Regions from separate parts of the Homo sapiens genome. Here region 1 is linked to region 2. Evidence: chromatin contacts called from ENCODE Hi-C data. All regions are on one chromosome and are shown on one strand. The core of a region is the stretch at or near the end of the contact, and the rest is flanking DNA. Distances in the headings are between cores, read along the strand shown. Region 1 overlaps MAGI1 (membrane associated guanylate kinase, WW and PDZ domain containing 1). Region 2 holds the start of ADAMTS9-AS2 (ADAMTS9 antisense RNA 2).

What was found. Hi-C counts contacts between places; a loop is a spot of excess contacts on that map. Pooled maps may share reads with other maps.
Region 1: a pooled map shows a loop between it and region 2 (3-fold over the local background). The contact joins the enhancer-like site here to the promoter of ADAMTS9-AS2 in region 2. A Hi-C loop is called at or near these places in 4 of 50 pooled maps.

The regions. Positions count from the first base shown.
Region 1 is chr3:65,728,372-65,731,071 of GRCh38, reverse strand. All of the region lies in intron 1 of MAGI1 (membrane associated guanylate kinase, WW and PDZ domain containing 1), which reads left to right. It overlaps LOC107986018 (a long non-coding RNA gene), which reads left to right. Exons shown (of 2, transcript XR_001740441.2): 2 at 1-2,700. Among named protein-coding and RNA genes, the nearest start is that of MAGI1-AS1, 160 kb to the left of the region's middle. Within about 2 kb of position 1,376, at least 5 of the 41 ENCODE cell types and tissues checked have a DNase peak (open chromatin) inside an H3K27ac peak, as active enhancers do.
Region 2 is chr3:64,683,580-64,686,279 of GRCh38, reverse strand. ADAMTS9-AS2 (ADAMTS9 antisense RNA 2) reads right to left here and starts at 1,410. Exons shown (of 6, transcript NR_038264.1): 1 at 942-1,410. All of the region lies in intron 2 of ADAMTS9 (ADAM metallopeptidase with thrombospondin type 1 motif 9), which reads left to right. RefSeq lists an enhancer at 712-1,213.

The DNA.
Region 1 (2,700 bases), core at 127-2,626, 1.0 Mb before region 2:
GCCCTGTTGCACGGTGGTTACCTTTTGAGTTATCCAGTAACTAAATTTGGGGGCTAGAAGATGCCTCTAGAGGTAACTTGATTCATTGTGATTCTTTTCATTGAATTTGGCAAAACTACAATGGAGGTAACCATTTCACTTATTAAAAAGAAAAAAAAAAACAAAAACCCCGGGGGGGTGGGGAGAGTTAGACAATAACAGATTCTGTTCTACAGCTCTGACAACACTTCAGCCTCTCACAATATTTTGCTGTAGAGAAAACAAAAATGAACTATTACTTTTTTCTTTTAGTGACCATTTATTCATTTGTTTATCCGTAGATCTTTCCATTCTAGGAAACATTTGTGGGTTACAGTGCTGTCCTTATCTCCTCAGTAGCATCTCTCCCTGTTCCCGCTAACTGACCCCTGATTTTGTGTCTAGTCAGCACAATTACTTGATCTCAGGCAAAGCAGGCCTGTCCCAGGTCATACGTCGTGAATCACAGTTGGTCTAAGCCAGTCTCGTCAGTCCATTCTGCCACACCAGTGACTGGTCTAGAGTTGTATATGCGACCCAGCTCTGGCCAATGAGACGTGAGGGGAAGTAGAAGAGATTCCCTTCCTTAGTAAAGATGATGGATACTCATGAAGATAGTCATTTCGCCCCTGTCTCCTGCTTCCTGCTTTAAATGAGGATATGTTGCTTGGAAAGGTAGTAGCATCTTGTGAAAATGAGGTGACAGGCTTGGGGAAGAAAATTCACATGCTGAGAATGGTGGAAGCCATTTTTTTTTATAGCATTGTTGAAGAGCTGAAGCAACCCCAGGGATCACTTCCAGATTTTGTGAGATAAATAAGCCACTAACTGTTTAAGCTACTCTTAATGCAAAGATTCTCTTATTTGCAGCCAAAAGCATTCCTAACTGATAAACCACCTAAAAGGCAAATGATGTAATGGAGATATTCACCAATTCCACAGCAGTATATTTTGTCTCAATCTGCTCTTCATAAATATTTTCTTTTGGCCTGGAAAGAAAGACAGATGCTGAGAAATGTAATTAGACTCTTGGTATGTGTGGCCAAATTTTAATTTCTAATTGAACATGAGGCCCCAAAATGTTTAGTCACAGAAAGAAAGTAATACAGCATCTCTTATTCAATCAAGTCATTCTGAACTACTTATATAACCAAAGGTCAGTGGTAGCAGGATTGTATTACATGGTGATTTTAATGTTCTGCCTTTTGTTGCTAACGGCTTGTTTTAAAATCTAGTTCAGTTTCCTGCTTAGATTGCAGTGCTGTATTTGCAGTAGACAAATTCAGAGATTCTCTTGGGAGACTCTGGTTATGGCTGGATTCCCAGAACAGCTGAAAAGGTCAGGAAGTAGAGTTCACTTTTCATTAGCGATGGGGAGCTTCAAAGATGGGTTCCAGGGTCAGCAAACACACATTTGCTCAAGGAATTTGGCCTTGCTGGGTAGTGGTTGTAATGTTTAGTAAAGCAGGATTGGCAGTGGCTCTTCCCTGAGTTAGATTCAGTGTTGTTTCTAAACCTTTGGCTGGAAGTTAGTCCACTTAGACATTCAGATAAAACCAAATCTTAAATGACTGTATAAAATATATATGTTTTATGTTTTATATTGTCTACTGTGCATAGTATTATACCCAAAATGCTCATACATAGTGATTTCATGTGATTTTAGCCAACCTCAAACTTTGATCCTAACTGTATTGTTAGCTGAAGTCATTGAGAACTTTCAGCCAGGAAATATTTTTAAATGAATATAGTTTGTTTACCAATGTAGGTGCAGGCAACCTCAACGTATGCTTACATAATGTAATAGAGATTTTGGAGTGACCTGCTGTCAGGAATAGATAAGCAGTTTATAATTAGTGTGTTGGTCCTATATGAATATACTTGTAGATGGCTTGTTTTCTTCAGAGTGAATATCATCCCCCCCCCCCCCCCCGTTCCATTTTTTGTTAACTGCTAATTTGTAGGACAGATTTGTTTTTATTGGATAATGCAGAACACAGATTCAGACCATGCCAGGTCCAAATTTTTGCAAAACTTGATTTAATCAGATCAAAATTAGTCAGGTTTTACTGCATGTCATTCCTATTTAATCTCAAGAGTTATTAAACACAGTAAATGATCATTTTGTGAGGAGATGTCATATGAGTATTGATTAGGAATCACAGTAAAGCCTTACTATTTTAAAAAACAATTGGCTTCATTACACACTCAAGTTCTACTAGAGGAATAGTGCTTATGCAGTTAAAAAAGTTTTATCCCCAAGTTCCTTTAAGATTTTTTAAAAAAAGTGTTAAGAATAGTGGTGTCCTAGACAAAATAATTTTTTAAAAAATACGGTTTTTTCTTTGCATCATTTCTTTGGGACAGTTGTTTCTCTTCTGACAATACTGTTTGAAGGGTAAAAGTTCAGCTGTGCCACAGAACACCTGCTCTTTGCTTAGCTGAATGACTATCTAGTTTGACTTATTTCTCCAGGATTTGGAATTTTAGGCCCTGGGGTTTGAGGAAGTAACTTACCATGTTTAGGGGTGAATTACTTCTCTTCATCTTTTCAGCTTTTCTTCTTGCTGTTTCCCACACAGCAGCAGCTGTTTTTAACAACAGAAATCATGTCATAGCACTTTCCTGCTGAAAACTGCTGAGCAGCTTCCTGCAGACAAAGATCCAAATTCCATACCATGG
Region 2 (2,700 bases), core at 161-2,660:
AGTCAGTTTCCAAACTCGGAGAAAGTTACTGGAGTTGCGGTTCCCTGCAGCAAACTTGGCCACCCGGGAGCGGAGCCGCTGAGCGCAGGGCGGACCAGACTCCTTATTGGTGCGCCTTGCATCGGGGATGTGGGGCTGAGGATCCCCTGCCCAAGGCACTGGGAGTTCCTTCAGTGTGTGTTGTGGAGGGCGGTGCGTAATCTAGAGTCCCCGCTTTCTCTCAGGGCCTTTATTCACGCGCCAGGAACCCTGAGGCTGAACTGGATTGACAGGGAGCAGGTCCCGTCCCAGGAACGGAAGGGTGGGCCGAGGGCTCTGGGGGCGGGGGAGAAGGCGGAGCCTACCCCGGACGCTTTGAATTGGGGTGGAACCGAGAGTGGGGGTGCAGCGCAGTCCAACTCTGCACCCTACTGGCGGGGTGGCCGGGAGAAACGGGATAGTGGGAGACAGCCTGGAGAGGCTGTCCGGACGTGATTTCGGTTCCTCTGGGGTTTCTACTACTCACGGGTTCCAGGGAGTGGAGAGAGGGAGCCTGCGGCGCACGTTTCCCTAGGGACTGAGGCAGGGCGGGGAGGCCGCCTTCTTGCGCTGCCAAATAGCATTTAGCAGGGAATCCACGTTGGTTCCCCGACTCTCTGTCGACCCCCGCATGTGCCCTCCAGTGGATCTTACAAGGCATCTGCCCCCCACTTCTCCACGACATTTGAGGAGTCGCTGCGGTACGGTTCTGGCCCGAGCAAGGGTGGTCCTTGACTTTCCCAAGCGACGTGCGTTTCTGCCACGCGCGTGTGACGCAGAAACTTTCCCGGGTCAGTCTCTCCCAGCGCACGGCGCTGTAAGCGCAATGGGGTCGTAGGCACTGTGCCCGGTGATGCCTTTATTCTTCCCGAAGCACCCACAGCCCCTCCCTCCCTTTTCTAAGCGGGGCCTTGGATACTCACCCCCAGACACTGGGCTGCTCCATCAGTGCGCTGTCGTTCGTGGGTCTTAAAGTTCCCAAGCACATCCTTCCTTCTCTGCCTTTCAATGGAAGGATCGGGTGGAGAGCGTGGCAAGCCTGAAGACTGGGAGGGGGTAGTTCTAGCCTGCTGGGATTCAAGGAAAGGGATAAACCCCTTTAGCCCCCAGCAAAGCGCCCGGAGCCGTGGCTCCCGAAATGCGCTGTCGAGATTGTTTGGGGGTGGGCGGAGACGGCAGCTTGGCGAAGTGGGAGGGGGTGCTGCAGTGAGTCATCGCTGCCCCAGGACCTAGGGCAAGAGCTCTGGAATCCTTCTGGTCCTTGAAAGGTTAAGGCTCGGGTAGGCAGAAGCCAGCCGTCTGAGCCCAGAGCCTGGAGTGCCCCTAGATTCCAAGATAGTAACCCCCAATTCCAGGACCGTAGGGATAGGACTGCGTGTGTACGTCAAGTTTGTAAACAGCCTTTACTCCTCCTCTCTCCCCGCCTCCACACCCGCTGAAGCCTAGTGGCCCCAGCAGTTGTATAAATATTTTACTGCGCAGGACCTTCATTTTCATTGGCAGTTTTAGGTGGTAGTGCGCACGTGGTTTCTTTGGGAACTGAGGACTAGGGCTTCAGAAACGACTACCTGGACTGTGATAACCTCATTTATATTGCGTTTAATTCGCAGTCTGCCTCTTTTGGGGAAAAGGGCCCTCATACATCTTAAAGATATGCGTTCTGGTTCTTCGTATCTTCAGCCATTAATCTAGCTCCAAAACCCCTGCCCCTTTGTCTTCCTTCTGGAAGTTATCTCCTCCCAAGACTTCCCCTTACCACTTCTGCAGCAGTGGCATCAAGATGTTGCTAGTTCTCCGCCTAGGAGTCTTCCAGGAAATCTTGAAGAGTCTACCAGAGTCTACCAGATTTTGGAGTGGGCTGTGCCATCCTGCCACCCCTAGTCAGTTGTCAGTTTTTCTGAATTTCATCTGAGATGGGTCGCCCGCCTCTCCTGAACATCTCTACCCTAAATCTATCCCGCTTCACTTTTCTCCCCCTCTCTCCTTAGGACTGATGTCTAAGAAATATTACACTGGGCTTCTTCTCCAGTCTTTCTCCTCGATCGCTAACTCCATTTGGCATTTAAGACTATTTACAGTGCACTCACTCACATCCACATGTCCAGTCTCAGCTCCCAATCTTTCCTCCACAAATCCTGCATTTCAGGCCATGGGTTTTACACTGCTTTCTCTGCACCCCACCCTCAATCCTAGTCTTCATTGCCTTTGTGCCTTGGAATTTACTTGGTCTTCTCACTCATCTTCACATGCTCAAATCCTACCCTTCTTTGGAGGTGTATATAATTTATATCTCTTCTTTCCCAGAAGACCTTTTCATAGTTCCCCATGTTGATGTCATCTCTCCCCCTCCCCCTTCATAGACACTTCTGAGAGTCTCTCTTATGATGCTTAGTACGTTCTCCCTTGTATCAAGGTTCTTGGTACACATGTTCTATCCTTTTCTCCTTGGCAACAGGGTCAGCATCAACTCATTTTTCTCCTATATTGGAGCTTTGTATGTTGTATATACTTAGCATATATGTTTGAATAAATAGTCACCTTAACCAAGAAAAGATAACTCTTAGGCCCACCTTTGTGAATCAACAGTACAATTAATTTTGGCATCACATTGATATGATTTATTGAGCTCTTACTATTAATGTCTGCCTGGCACTACTGTAAGTAGTTTACATATGTATTATC